Regions from separate parts of the Homo sapiens genome. Here region 2 is linked to region 1. A link is a loop called in an ENCODE intact Hi-C map of the cell type or tissue named here. Cell type or tissue: Caco-2. All regions are shown on one strand. Each heading gives the region's core, and the rest is flanking DNA. Links, peaks and the distances in the headings are about the cores only.

Region 1 (8,021 bases), core at 1,898-6,897:
GGCTCACACCTATAATCCCAGCACTTTGGAAGGCTGAGACAAGTGGATCACCTGAGGTCAGGAGTTCAAGACCAGCCTGGGCAACATGGTGAAACCCCGTCTCTACTAAAAATACAAAAATCAGCTGGGTGCAGTGGTGCATGCCTGTAAACCCAGCTACTCAGGAGGCTGAGGCAGGAGAATCGCTTAAACCCAGGAGGCGGAGGTTGCAGTGAGCCAAGATTGCGCCATTGCACTCCAGCCTGGGCCACAGAGCAAGACTCCATCTCAAAAACAAACAAACAAACAAAAAAAAAAACAAAAAAAAAAAAACAGAGACATACAAATGGCAAACAGGCATATGAAAAGGTGCTTAACATCATTGATCATCAGAGAAATGCACATCGAAACTACAATGAAATATCATCTCACCTGAGTTAAAATGGCTCATATCCAAAAGATAGGCAATAACGAATGCTGGTAAGGATATGGAAAAAAAAAAAAAAGGGAATCTTTGTACTAGATGAAACTAGACCCCTGTTGGTGGGAATGTAAATTAATACAACCACTATAGAGAATGGTATGGAGGTTCCTCAAAAACTAAAAATAAAGCTACCAAAATACTTTATTTTACTGAAATGCTTTATTTTACCAAAAATAAAACAATCTTACTGCTGGGTGTATACCTCAAAGAAAGGAAATCAGTATTTTGAAGAGATAACTGTACTCCTATGTTTGTTGCAGCACTGTTTACAGTAGCCAAGATTTGGAAGCGACCTAAGTGTCCAACAGATGAATGGATAAAGAAAAACGTGGTACATATACACAATGAAGTACATTCAGCCATAACAAAGAATGAGATCCAGTCATTTTCAACAACAGGGATGGAACTGGAGATCATTAAGTGAAATAAACCAGGCATGGAAAGACAAATATCACATGTTCTTACTTATTTGTGGGGTCTGAAAATCAAGTCGATTGAATTCATGGACATAATAGAGTAGAAGGATGGTTACCAGAGGCTGGGAAGGAGAGTGGGGGTTTCAGGGAGGGAGGTAGTGATGGTTAATGAGTACAAAATAAATAGAAAGAATGAATAAGAACTACTATTTAATAGCACAATGGGTAACTATAGTCAATAATAACTTAATCATATATTTAATAGTAACTTAAGGAGTGTAATTGGATTATTTGTAACTCAAAGGAAAAATGCATTCTCCAGGGTGTGCTTATTTCACATTGCATGCCTGTATGAAAACATCTCACGTAGGCCAGGCGCGGTGGCTCACGCCTGTAATCCCAATACTTTGGGAGGCCGAGGCAGGTGGATCACGAGGTCAGGAGATCAATTCCATCCTGGCTAACACGGTGAAACCCTTTCTCTACTAAAAATACAAAAAAAAAAAAAAAAAAAAAAAGCCAGGTGCGGTGGCAGGCGCCTGTAGACCCAGGTACTTGGGAGGCTGAGACAGGAGAATGGTGTGAACCCGGGAGGCGGAGCTTGCAGTGAGCCGAGATCAGGCCACTGCACTCCAGCCTGGGTAACAGAGTGAGACTCCATCTCAAAACAAACAAACAAAAAACAACAACAACAAAACAAAAAAACAAAAAAAAAGAAAACATCTCATGTACCCCATAAATATATAAGCCTACTATTTTCCCACAAAAATAAAAATAAAAAAATACAAATATTGTTAACGTATAATGAGGGAAAAAACACAAGGGCTAAGCAACTACCAAAATTCATATCCAAACTAGCTGGTAGCATATCTGGGTCTAGAACTCAGGTCTTGAGTCCCAATCTAAAGCTCTTCTCCTACTACCTTATTGCCTCTGTATATTTTAATTATTTGTATTCTGCTGGGAATTGAACATTTAATTGAGTCTCTGTGCTAGGTTTTGAAAACTGGTCTAAGCTGCAGAAATAATTCCCTGTCATCAACATTTTTGCTCTACTGCTCTTATTTACCATTGTCTCTGTAGTCACCTTCTAAGTATTCAAAATCTACCTTATGATCCTTAATAGTAATGTACTCCTTTTGAAGTGAAAATAATACCCTGTTGGCACACCCTTTGTAAGAAAGGTACTTTTTAGTTATATTTTCCATAGTGGAAATGGATGTATTTTTTCTGTTTTTCACCCTGAGGTACAGCAATCCCAAGGGTAATGGCAAGGTACCTAGGACCCATAGGCTAGCAGGAGAAACATGGCACATCTTCCTAGAGCATTAATTTAGTCAATGGCAAGTATTTTTAACCTTTTTCTTTAACATTATAGCACACATCAATATTTATAGAGTACAATGCAAAATTAGAATAAAATTGTTAAGATAAATAGAAGTCTTCAAAGAAATCACCTGCTTGTAACTGAGTGCTTCAGACTAACATCCTCAAAAGCATACTACGTCTTTTTCAGTTCCAACATGCTGATTCACCTGCCTTCCCACATACGTTCACTCTTCTTTGCCTTTAAAGATAACTTGATGAAAACAATTAGATAAAACGTGCCTTAACCTTTATTACACTCTCTGGCCTTTTCTCTTCCTAAAGGTGTCATGTAGAGGAAACATCTTGGGGTTTGGAATCACTGAGACATGAGTTCGAAACTTAAAACCAAAACTTTCTAGATGTGGGACTTCCATACTGTGATCCTCAGGTTTTTTAGCTGTATAATGGAGATGTTATTGGGTATGCCATAGGCTATGTTAATGATTAAATGGGAGACATGTGAAGTACCAAATGCGGTATGGGGGGCATAGGCAGCACTAGAGACATGAGAGTTGATTGTGATCACATAAATCACAATTACTTATTTGTCAGACGGCAGGCAGAGGTCAGGGGCATGGGGTATGGCCAGGGAAAAGAGAAAGTTATTGGTCCAAGAAGGGTTGCCTCATGTCTTGGCTTCTGGAACATTGAAATAAGATGTAAGAGTGAAGGACACATATGCACACACACACAAACACACATACATGCACACACATGCATGTATACACCCATATACACACACTCACATACCTGCACTTGTGGGGAGAGGGGAGAAGCAAATAATAGGTGAGAAAGATTGGATCATGGGAGAGAGGCTTGAGAAGCTTGAAGCTTTTGAGACATGAGGAGTATGAATCAACCTGTCATAAGAAGACCAAGAGTCATTTTTCCATCTTGTTTTTTCCCATCAAACACTAGTTTATGTGTAAAAAAGATAAGGAAACAATTGGGATATGATTTTTTTTTCTCCCACAGACACTTTGTTTTAACTCTAGTCTTTATTTCTTCTCAAAACAACTGTGGCAAAACTGGTTATTTGTGATGTCAAGATCAGAAAATACATAGTGCCAGAATTTTCGTGACTCTTGGATTTTGCCCTAAATTTGAACTTTTTTATTTTCCAGTTTGTTTTCCCACTTCCTGTTTCCATGGCCAAGAGCTTTAAAAAGATCAGAAAGTAATTATCATATAATACTAAGCTCATAGGAAAAATGGTTTTATGAGTCAGGTGCAAATTAATCAGAATTACATGTCTTAAAACATTTTCAGGAGGCTATATATAACTTTTCAGGCAAAAAAATGGGTTTGGTTCATCTGAGCTGTAGAAACTACAGTCAGTTGATGAAACCAGCCAATAAATTCCTATACTCTGTGTGCATTATGCTTGTAAGTGTCTCCCACACACACCCACAGTGCAGGAGGCCCAAACAACAGTTCTATGTGGATCCCCCTTCAGTCTGCCTCTTCCAGGGAAGAATTGAAGAGAAGCCAATTGTTCTGAAGATCAGAAGAGGGTTGTGCTTGGCTGCTGGCCTGTGGAAGAGAGAGAATGAATTCCATACCCTCCTCCAGAGAAGATATTCCGCCCACCTCTGTTCAGCTGCCACCTGCAGCTCATGCCACTGATCTCACCACACTTTAGGAATGAGAAAATAAGCGTCCCAGTATCACCTCCTCTAGCTATGGAGAAGATGACTTCATTCTATCTTTCAGTAACATTTCCGTGAGTTTCTTGATTAAGCCTATAAGGAGTTTTGACATCTTTATACTTAAAATAATTTTAATGTTATTTCTAAAAATAAAAATATCGAAGATAAGTGAGAACCTCCCTGAACTGCATCCCCTCATGACTGTATCCTACTTTTCACTCAGATATACTTCTCTGGGCCTCTCTTCATTACACCTTTTGAGAATATTCAGAGATATCTACTCCTTTAAGGAACTGGAACTGGTTGGAGGTGACAAAGCTCTCAGACATGCTGACTTTTTTTTTCTTCCCTGCTAAACATCTCTGAACATTGCATCACAGCCAGATCTGCCATGGTACGTTCTTATCTAGCTTAAAGGCATCATTGCTGGCCTGCCTTGGAGAGAAGACCCACTGATCTTCTCAACAGTGTATGACTAAAGCATAGAGGAAGGAAAATGCTGACAGTTGTGATTAAAGACAGGGGTGGTTTAAACTGGATGCAGGTAATTGTCAGGGCTAAAAGCTTAGGCTCAATGAATCATGCTTTCCTCAAAGAGAACTCATTAGTTATGGGGCCCTTAGGAACTTGTTCTACTTTATGGAACCAGGATAAGGTGAAAAGAGAGGTATGGAAAGGGGAACTAATAAGTACCTTTTGAGCATTAGCTTACAAAGAAACTGTGGGTATTTGCTTTCACATAGTAAAGAGTTAGATAAATTTGCTTCTCTACTGAATTGACTGTCATTTTATAGATACAACCATAATTAGGATCATTTGTTTTCATGATATGTACTTTTGGATGACAATTGTCAGTCCAGAGGGTCAATAACTGAGGCCAAGAGCACTTGGCATGTGGAATGAATCATTGGTGCCTATCTCCCTTTTAACAGGAGAGATAAGTTGAGAATTTGAGGCTAGGTGCGGGATTTCCTAAGACTCTTCCTAGCCAGGGGCAGTGGCTTACAGAATGTGTTAAGTAGAGCATTTCCTCATTCAACAAGTATTTACCGAGTTGGGCACTGTGCTAGATGCTGGGAGTAAACAGAAGAGGCATATCCCTAACCTCATGGAGTCTCTAGATCAGCAGGAGGGAGGCACATCAAATATTTGCCCTGGCAGCTGGAACACCCAGACTTTCTATGGGCCCCCACCAGCTTCAGTAAGAGCTCTGGTTTCTCAACTGTCTGTCAAGAGTGTCTTCAAAGTCTGGCTCACTGGCAGGCTGTATCATTATCACCTGGGAAGCTTGTTTACAATGCATATTTCTATGACTAATCCCAGTTTTAAAAAATAAAAATCTCTGGCTTTTTAGCAAGCTTTCCTAAATATTTCTGATGCCATAAATTCTATCTTTGCACATTTTAACAGTGAGTGATAAGGCTTTACAATGTTTCTGCAAGAGGGAACACATGAGAAAGTGTGTTGGTTTGTGGAGAACACTAGATTTGTGGTTTCCAGATGCAACTTTAAACGTTGGTTCCTCTAGTTACAACTTTGTTTTTGAGTCTTAATTTTTTCATCTTTTAGCTTATTGAAGGGTTCATGTAATAGTGCCAAGTCCAGAGTCTGTGCTTACTTCTTTTGGCTTCTGTATTTAATTAGTAACTAGTTACTCATAAACAATGTTAAAACAGAAGCCATTGACAGGGAGAAGAAATTTGTAATATTTGTAAATAATAGATAAAGTACTATTGTTCACAATATATTTTAAAAGAATTTCTACAAATCAGTAAGCAAAGACAAATAACCACCTAGAAGAATGTGCAAAGGATGTGAACAGGCAAGTCATAAAGAAGGCAATCTGAACCGGAACAAACTCAATAATTTACAAGAAGATGAAAATTAAAACAACACAGGACACCTTTTATTGTAATATGTCAGACTGGCAAAAATTAAGACATCTGACAATATTGAGAGTTGTCAGGATGCGGGTGCAATGGTACTCTCCTGCGTTACTCTTGGGAATGTAATTTGATAGACCCACTTTCAAGATATACTGACATCATCTAGTAAAATTCAAGATTTAATACTAAAGTCTCCATAATTCTACTTCTGTATATATACCCAACAGAAACTCTGGTGTAAGTGCACAGAGTCATATAATACAATCGGTATTGTAGCATTGTTTGTAAGAGTAAAGAATTGGAAACAATCTAAATGTCCATTTTTAGAGGAATATTTAAATAAAATGAACAGTTGAAAGTAATGACCTACATCAACTGGTTATATTTTAAGAACATTATGTTGAGTGAAAATAAGGAGAAAGAACACTCAGTATGAATCATTTATATAAACAAAAAAGAACAAAAATAATATATATTGTTTTCTGATGCATGTTATATATGTATAATTTTTAAAACTGAGAAAGAACCATACAAAATTTATATATGTTGTCAGAGAAGGATAATGGAAAAGGGATGGGCTGAAAAATATGTTTGACTATGTCTGTCATTTAATTCCATTAAAAAAAATACCAAAACCTGGAAGAAATACAGTCAAATGTTAAAAGTTGTTATATCTGGACCATAGAGCTACAACTGTTTGTTGTTATATTGTTCTTTGTAGTTTTCTGCAACATTCATGCTTTTGAAATTTTTAAAAGGAAATCAATGACCCTTCATTGTTGCATAGCTGAAGAAACTATTTGGGTAGATGAGATGGTGGTTGCTAACCTGGAGTGCAATGAGTGGTACTGGTATATCTACTGGCTAGGGGTTCTGGGGTCGGCTGGGGAGTATTGGAGGTCCCCAAAAGACTTTCAGGACCCACCCATGGAGAGGAGACCCCAAGAATATGAACCATGTTGGTAGTATAATTGTATTTGTTTTTAATGCTCTCAGCTACTGTTTATGTAGACAGTGAAATTACCAGTCAGAGACCCAGAGAATAAATAGCTCTTTTTCTTCTCTTCCACATCCCCCCTTCTCACCCTACGCCTGCCTGTGGTTTGGCAGCCACAGTTGACTGCTTTACAGTTGGCTGCTCCTCTTGGTTTCTATTTTATCTTCCTGTCTGGTAGGTGGTTGCTGTGGGAGTATGAAGGAGGCAAGCAAAGAAGAAAAGAAAGAGAGAGAGGATGCAATTGACTCTAGATAAAGAAGAGCCATTTCTTGGCTTTTCGTTCAAAAGATCAGGTTTTATGATCTGAAGAAAACATGACTTTAGAGATGAAGGTACTGGGAATTCTAACTTCTAGGTGCCTGAGCAGTTTTGTAGTGACCCTTAAGTTCTTTGCAGCCCGTCCTCCAGAAATGCTGTTCATGCACACACATACATACATACATACATACACACACACACACACACACACACACGCAAATTCCACTCCTGCCTCCTACACTTTAGTAAAACCCCCAGCTTGTTTGGACAGCATCCACATCTGTGAATGGAAACCAGTGTGTTCAAAAGAGTAAAGCAGAGGCACCACATTCATTTTAAAGTGCTTCCTCATATGTACATTTAACTTCCAACCTCCAAATGATACAACTCAAAGAAAAGAAAGGGTTTAGCTATTTGTCTTTACAATGAATATGTTGTCAAAAGACCTTTGGCATTGATATACCACATAGATTTTTTTCTTCTTCCAAAGAAGGTAGGTGTTTCTAGATTCCATCCTGCTAGAAAAGAGATGCCTTGGTATAGTATAAAGCAGTGGTTTCCAAAAAGTGTGGTTCCAACACTAGCAGCATCAGTATCGCCTGTGAACTTGTAAGAAAGGCATATTCTTGGGCCCTGTCTCACACTACTACTGGTTGAAGGTACAATAGTCTGTGTTTTTAACACGCCCTGTGGGTGATTCTGATGCATATTAAAGTTTAAGAACCTCTGCTATCAAGAACCAGCACTAAGCCAGAAACTAGAAGAGAAAAATTCAGGTCTCAACTCCTATACTTAGCATCTGTGCCACCTTGAGCAAATAACTTGTTAGGATTAAGTGTTTTTTATTTAGCATAAGCCCAGCAACTGTTTAGTGAATAAGTAATACCAATGAAAGTTCTCTGAAAACCATTAAGTCCTATACAATTTAAGTTCTTATTGTTGTTATCTCATCTGGGGAGCAGTTTTGTTTGCTAAAATCATATG
Region 2 (8,021 bases), core at 1,779-6,778, 120 kb before region 1:
GTCATCTCACAGTGCTATAAAACACTAGAACTTATTCCTCCTATCTGGCTGTAGTTTTGTATCCTTTAACAAATCTCTACCCATCCTCACCCTCTCCCTACCCTTCCCAGACTCTAGTATCCTCTGTTCTTTTTACTTCTATGTGATCAACCTTTTTTAGCTTTTACATATGAATGAGAGCATGTGGTGTTTAACTTTCTGTTCTTGGTTTGTTTCACTTAGCAAAATGTCTGCCACTTCTATCCATGTTGCTACAAATGACAGCATTTCACTCTTTTTAATGGATGAATAGTATTTCCCGGTATATGTATACTACATTTTCTTTATCATTTATCTATTCTTGGACAGCTAGGTTGATTCCATATGTTGGCTATTGTGAATAGTATTGCAGTAAACATGGGGGTGCAGATATCTCTTTGATGTACCGATTTCTTCCTTTTCTTTAGAGAAACGCTCAGTAATGGGAAAGCTTCTGTACAGCAAAGTAAATAATCAATGGAGTGAAAAGGCAACCTATGGAATGGGAGAAAATATTTGTAAACTATTCATCCAACAGGGGATTAATATCCAGGATATACTAGGAACTCAAACATCTCAACAGCAAAAACCCAAACAGCTTGATTAAAAAATGGGAAAATGATCTGAACAGACACTTCTCAAAAGAAGACATACAAATGGCCAACAAATGTATGAAAAAAATTATCAATATCCACTAATCATCAGGGAAATGCAAATGAAAACCACAGTGAGTTATTATCTGACTCCAGCTGAGGATGGCTATTATCAAAAAAACAAAAATTAACAAGTTCTGGCAAGGATGGGGAGACGAGGCAGCTCTTACACACGGTTGGTGGGAATGTAAACTAGTACAGCCATTGTGAGAAGGTTCCTCAAAAAAGCCACAGATGGGCTGGATTTCAGGCGGACGAGGTTTCCATAAAAAGGAATCAAAGTATCATCAGTGAGCTTATGTCCTACTAGGGGATATGGACTCTTGAGAGGAAGTACAGACCTAATGAGATCAGAGTTGCTTCCATTTAAAAAGTTTAAAATTTGATAACCATGCTGTTAATTTTGATGGAAAAATGACAGCCTAGGAGAAAGACCTGGGCTTTTTGTTGTTGTTATTGACATTATTGCTGAATCTGTTGGGATTCCACTAGCTTGCCCATAGCCTCAGGAGAAATTGGTTTTTCTGTTCGTTATCTTGGTGCCTTTTCTATAATAGCTACAAATAAGATATCTTTTCATATCTGTGAGGAAAGGGAATGAATTTTATTTTGTCACATCCCTGACTATGCTCTTAAAGACAGGGAGAAAATATAGCTTAAGAACCTCTGGTTATTGAATCCCATTTTCTTGTCATTTTGTACCATACTTTCGGGATGTTTCTCAGGGCAACTTACTATCAGTGGTTAATGTTGTCCTATTTTCCTTCTCGTGGTTTTTTTTAAAAGACAACAAGAGGCCTTTTATCCTATTTCATGAGGAAATGCAATGTATTATTAATCACGATTATTTTATTTATAAGCCAACACTGCTTTGGAAGGGCCAGAGCCCCACTAAGGATGATTCTTCCTGCTTTCAAGTCAGGAGCCTCTTTAGGGTTGTTTCTTTTCACCTCAGAGAATGTTTCTTTACTTGAACATAATAGTATATTTTATTTAGGAAAGCTGTTCTTTTGTGTTAGGGATAATCGTACTCATTTGGATTTATTTTCTCAATGTCTGTTGAACTACCACTCTGAGTTTTATGCCATGTTGGGCCCTGGACTGAATGTAGCTGCCTTATGCTGTGCTTTTAAACTCAGTAAAGTCTAGAAGTAGGAATATACGATAGTTAAGGAAGTTATATCATTTTTGTTGATCTCTTAAACTTTGAGTCTAAGAACAGGTACTACGTATGGGAGGGACTTTAGTATTTGCTGTTGATCCTGATTATTAAAGTCGGGGTGACCAATTATCTCGGTTTTAGCACTGAAAGTCCTGGGTCCCAGGAAACCGCTTAGTCTTGGACAGATTAGGATATTTAGTCACCCTAACTCTGAAGCTTAAACAGAACCTGTGCCATAAAATAGCCATAATGTAGTTTTAGACAGTTGGATCCTAATTTCTAGTGAGGCTATCTTAAGCACAGTATTTTACTTGCAAAGAATAGACAACTACTTATCAGCTTAAGAAAAGAGAGTTTATTATAAGAAGTCTTACTGAAATCAAAGAAAACTGAGCAATCATACTCTAGGAAAGGTGAGACTCAGGGTGACTCTGAGGATCTCAGCAGCTCAAGTTCAAGGAATTTTAATCTAGTATTCTGCTATTAATACGAGCTAGCTCCAAACTCCCTCAGGTTCTAAGTCCCTTAGTTCAGATTTTAGAGAACAAGAATATCATTGACTCAAACGTGCCTGTGGATTGGTTCCTCTGAAGTTTTTACCCAAATTTGGTTCATTTAGTAGTGGATGGGAGCCCAAGTAGGAATCACTGCAATTGACTGCCCAGCATCTAGCTCACCCCAGGTACCATGGTAATTCCATTCCCTTTGCCTGTAGTTGGTTTGGGAATGGACATGTGACCCAATTCTGGCCAATGAGACCTGAGGGGGGATTTTCTGGAGAACTTCTAGAAATAGTTCCTCAGTCCTCGGACTCAGACACGATGTCCTCTTGGATACTGCTATATCTACTTGTATTGTCTGGAATTATGGCACCTATTGGCTATTGTGAATAGTGCTGCAGCCTGAGGATGAAAGCAACACAAGAAGGGCAGAACAGAGAGAGAGAAAAATCTTGAGTCTTGAATGGCGTCTTTGAGCCACTGAATCAACCCAGTCTGCCCCACTTCTGGATTCCTTGTAATTAGAAAAATTTAGAAAATTTATTATTTAAGCCAATTTAAGACATGTATAATGTATCCTGTATCCTAAAGTATATAACACATCCTAACAAACACCGACTGGGTCGTGGGTTAGCAGGGCTCCTCCTTTGGATGGAATATATTTGTTAGGAAAGCAGGAAAAGAAAGAAAATGAGAGGTATAATTTCCACATGGGTAAACCAGAGATGTAGTACAACTCTTCTTTTGAACCTCTGCCTTAATGAATTGATGCTTGTTTTGAGTGTGCTGGGTACATTCCCTCTATCCTTAAAGAGAATAAAATATCCTATGACCTTTTACCCACAAATATCTTGGCTCTAGTAATAATCTAAGGAGGGCCCAATAGTCAATGAGCCCTGCTACCTATTAGCTGCCAGAAGGAAGGACCTCAAAAATAGGATAATCATGATAGACTAGACATCTAGTATTAACTGAATTATAATTAACCCCATTCAGAAATGTAACTTATCTGGTTACTCAGGATAAACTTAGCAAGCAGTTCATTTTAGAGCATATGCACAGAAGTTTATTAATCAAGGGTAAATATTTTGCAGGTGTTTTACTGATATATATATATATATTTATTTATTTATTTATTTTAAATGACCAAGTAGTCATTTGATAGTATCTATTTTTATAACTGTCCAGGCTTAAAATATTTGGGCCATGTTTTCATGTTTGTGTCATTGAGATTGTTGATTAATCTGTGTGTTAGAATGGGAGAATCTTGGACTTCCCCAAGGGAGGAGGGAAGCTCTATCTAAAGGAGAATATTTTTTCCAGATCATCCAAGAGCCTGTCTCAGAAAAATATGACTGGCTGTTAAAGCATATGGTCAGCACTAGCTTCACAGATGTGTGATCTATGCAATCATGCACACCCCCACTCTCAGAGAGACCTCTCTGGGTTAAATATTCTTCTGTAGCCATTTTGAAATTCTTAATGATTGTGAACAAGGAGTCCCATAGTTTCATTTTTCACGAGATCCCATGCATTGTGTAGCTGGTCCTGTATAAGATTCTGTAGTTATCTGGATCTGGTAGCATCAAGTAGTTATATTCTTGGTCCAGGTCAGGAAATAGAATTTTGAATGTTTCCCTTAGTTCTTATCAAAAGCTCATAGAACAGCATTTGAAGAAACTGTCTGAAGGATTTGTGGCCTCTCCAAACTCTTCTAAACATGCTAAAATCAATTTCTGGATTAAGCCAGACTGGGTACCAACAGTGTCTGCACCTCATCATTTGCTGCTCTCATTCTCTATCTCCCATTGCTTTATTGAATTGCTCTTTGGGAAACAGCCCTCATATTGAAGGATGTCTAAAAAAGACTATATGACACTCATAGTGTATTTGGAAAGATGTTGAGGGTATTTATAGCATTATCCGCTATTCTTACTATGAAGATAAATAAAAGACATTTCTCTTTGTTCTAGTACCAAAAATAGCTGTGTTTTCTTGACCAGTTTAACTGGTTTATCTCTCAGAATCACTTGATTTTGTTGCCCTATTTGTCTTGGTTGCTAGGAAGGTTGGAAACATAACTAACTACTGAATTCACAAACCTCATATTTTGCATTTTGTGTAATAACTTAATCTTTGCTTTCATCTTCTACACCTCATTCTCCCCCTGCCTTCATTTTCTCACCTACTAATTTTTTTAATAGCATTCTATTTTTGTCCTAGTGTACAATTTTATAAGCTTCCTTTGGTTTTTTTCTGGAATATGGTAATATCCATATATTACCTATTAAAAAAGTTACTTCTTATTTATATCATGTTCCCACCTGGGAACATATAAGGGAAACATTTTTAAAGTAATGGTAAGATTAGAGGAATGAAGAACAATGATGGTGTTTTATTATGTGGAGATACAAAAGAGTACTTTTACAATGGTGTTAATGTGAAATATGATAAGAAAAATATTTGGTAATAATAAACTATGACTTGAAATAGATAGAGTCTTACCCTGTGTAATCAATTGTATTTGAGTTTCAATTCACAATGACTGTTGAAAAAAAATTCCTCCATCTCTTTGTGTCTCCTTCTTATCTCTGGAGTAGATATTGACATAAGATATGTCTCCAAATATTTATGAGAGGTGTTTAACATTACTAGAGTTAAAAAAGAATTCCTTCAGTATAGCTAGTTTTGTAAGCACAAATAATTATTATTGATTTTTAATAAAGCTACTATTATTTCAATGTTTCTTCCATTTATTTTTGGTAAAGAATGGAAGATTGTTAGCATAGTGCATATAAAGTAACTTTAGGAAGAAATACATGAATTGTGATATGTAGCTGTATTTTCTTTTCTTCTTTTTTTTTTTTTTTTTTTTTGAGACGGAGTCTCTGTCACCAGGCTGGAGTGCAGTGGTGCGGTCCTGGCTCACTGCAACCTCTGACTCCCCGGTTCAAGTGATTCTCCTGCCTCAGCCTCCTGAGTAGCTAGGATAACAGGCATACACCACCACGTCCAGCTAATTTTTGTATTTTTTTAGTACAGCCGGGGTTTCACCATGTTGGCCAGGATGATCTCGATCTCCTGACCTCGTGATTCACCCGCCTTGGCCTCCCAAAGTGCTGGGATTACAGACGTGAGCCACTGCTTCCGGCATGTAGCTGTACTTTCTTATTTTGAAACTTGCATTGTCTTGTTTTTCTCATGACATTTTTGTTCTTATAATTCATTCAGTATTCATTCAAAAATATTTATTCAGGATCTATTATGTAGCAGACATTATTTTAGGTGATAGGAATACATCAGTAAACAAAAAGTTCCCTGCCCTCATGATGCTCACACTCTAGCGATTTCCTCCCAAGTCATCTACATTTATTTCTTGAGTGTATGTCCTTTTTCCAATGCTATATTTTCTTACTAGTGTGTTAAAATCATCGTTACCTGAGATATAACAGTTGTCCATGTTTAGGGTTTTCATCCTCCTTCTTTACTGATCGGATAGTTAGAAGTTTCACCCAATTTGCTAGTGAACTACATATTTTACTGATTATGGGGGTTATGTGGTGTGCTTGATTTGTGCTAATTTACATAATTTTCTGATGAATCTACATATTAGCCTTTTGACCTTTGCACTTCTTCAAATGTAGAGGATAATTAGTCTGCACAATTTGATAGAAAATAGTCCACATCTGCTATTTTTTTTCTTTTGCCTCAATTAACACACTTCTGATAATATATAGATTTTCTTCCCAGCTAAATATGAATAAGTTACTTTCATTCTGGTAGGCACTGCACCATTGAGCATTGTCCATATTTAAAAAAAAAACTATGCCAATTTTTGTTCAAAGCAAGTAGAAAAAATATTTTAAGGAATCTGTTAAACGAACATAGAAATTTCTTAGCCTCAGTAGCCTCCTTGTTTAACTATTTAGAGGGAAACAAAAGGGTGATGCTATTTGCAAAAATTCATGAGTTTGCAGTTAGGATTCAAATGAATATGTAGCACAGTGCCTGGTTAGATGAGGATTTGAAATTTCTTTTCTTGAAGCAATGATATTTAACTAAGTCATTTCTCTGATGAGATAGAGAAAAGCCACCAAGAAATAGCTTTGTTCCAGGATAATTATCCTGGAGGGAAGGAATTACGACCTTTCTTTGGGTGGCTTGACAAAGGCCAAGGAGATGTTAAGCTTTGACCTTATACTTTTGAGGCTCACTGTTCTCAGAAGCTCAGGTGGATTAAGATGGCTCTAGGATGCCACTTTCTTTTCCCAGCCTAAGGGAAACTCATGAGGAAAAGAGAAGTCTCAGTTGGCAAAATGGGTTCAACAGCTGGACTTATAGGTCTGGGTGGAGAGCTGATATTAACGGGTTTAATCTATCTACTACCCTGACTTTGTTTTAGGAACAATGGCTGGTTGTGTTACTATAGCTAAAGAACAAGGAACCTGGGCTTCAAGGGGTCAAGCTGAATGGAGCAGAATCTCATTCCTTGGGAAAACCGGCTTGGCCTGTGCAAGGATCTGAGCTAGCTGGCATAGCCCTCAAACAATGGGGAAGGGCCCTGTGGGCTGGGAGCATTCTGAATAGCCATGTTGTGTGGCTACCACTAGAGCAACATCAACTGAGGAATGAAAATGACTAGTGGGCTGAGTGGGCTGAGCAGAGTTTTTGACTTCTTGATGCAAGGCATTTGGAATATGAATTTTTAGTAAACTTCTAGAGTGGGTGGTGGGTGCTTGAGAGACGTATTTTAAAATTTGACAAAAGAAATGAAGTCACATAATCTGATTACATGTATATTAGTCCATGTGAAGATGTTTGCAAGTGCATTGGCTGCAACCGCTTTTCTAAAGCAGCAAAACATAATTGTGGACACTGTAACAAGGAACATTTCAGCTAGGCAGCATTTGCAGATCAATTGGTAAAATTTCTAATCAGTTCTTTCCCATAATTAATGTGAGTGGTATCATTTTGAATTAAATTGTTACCACTTGATGCGTCTATACATCTTTGTGTAGTTCTTCTTACTGTCGGAGAAAGTCTGTATATCGTTTTAAATCCAAACAGTTCTATAATTTTACAACTCCTCATGAACTGTGGAAAAAAAGTATTTGGTCTCTTCAAAAACTACCTCAAACCACTTCAATCTATGACCTTTTTCTATTCTTTTCTATACATAGAAATAGTTTTCTTAGGATCTAAGAGGGGCTTTATTTGGCTCTCTTGGCCTAAGTTGTCTCATCATAGGGTTTTAGTGTAGAGCTCTTGTTTTTTCTGTGCCCTTAACACTCCAGTAGACATTATGGACTTTTTTTTTTCCATCTCTGTTAAGATTGGTTGTAATGCCCATGGGCCCCAGCAAACTTCCCAAGGGCATGCATGTTACACAAGAGTGGCTCAGCAAAGTGTGAGGACTGGTTTCTCATGGAGCTGAAGGGTGACCTAGAGCACATTTCTCTTTTCTGTTTCAAGATATATATAAAATATTTTGAAAACTAAACATTTAATGGCCATAAAAAAATTCTGGTGATAGGGTAGATTAGATTATCAGAAAAAAACTTTCCTGAAACACATTTTAAAATACTGAAATAAGATATTAAAACTTATATGCATTTATATTATATATGTAATTGAGTGGGAGGCAGAATAATGGAATTCTTCGGATTAAGGTGTGATACAGAAGTTTGA

Evidence for each region. Hi-C counts contacts between places; a loop is a spot of excess contacts. Peaks named below come from ENCODE experiments on the same cell type or tissue, not always from the same donor. Only the 100,000 strongest peaks of a DNase experiment are listed, where the experiment ranks them.
Region 2: it touches region 1 in a loop (3.0-fold over the local background); 2 of 110 quality-filtered maps call a loop at or near these places.

Annotation. Positions count from the first base shown.
Region 1 is chr4:81,647,997-81,656,017 of GRCh38, reverse strand. No RefSeq gene overlaps it. Among named protein-coding and RNA genes, the nearest start is that of RASGEF1B, 180 kb to the right of the region's middle. In Caco-2, for the core only: no CTCF peak of the experiment used is centred there; DNase peaks (open chromatin) are centred at 4,327 and 5,017.
Region 2 is chr4:81,768,326-81,776,346 of GRCh38, reverse strand. No RefSeq gene overlaps it. Among named protein-coding and RNA genes, the nearest start is that of RASGEF1B, 300 kb to the right of the region's middle. In Caco-2, for the core only: no CTCF peak of the experiment used is centred there; no DNase peak of the experiment used is centred there.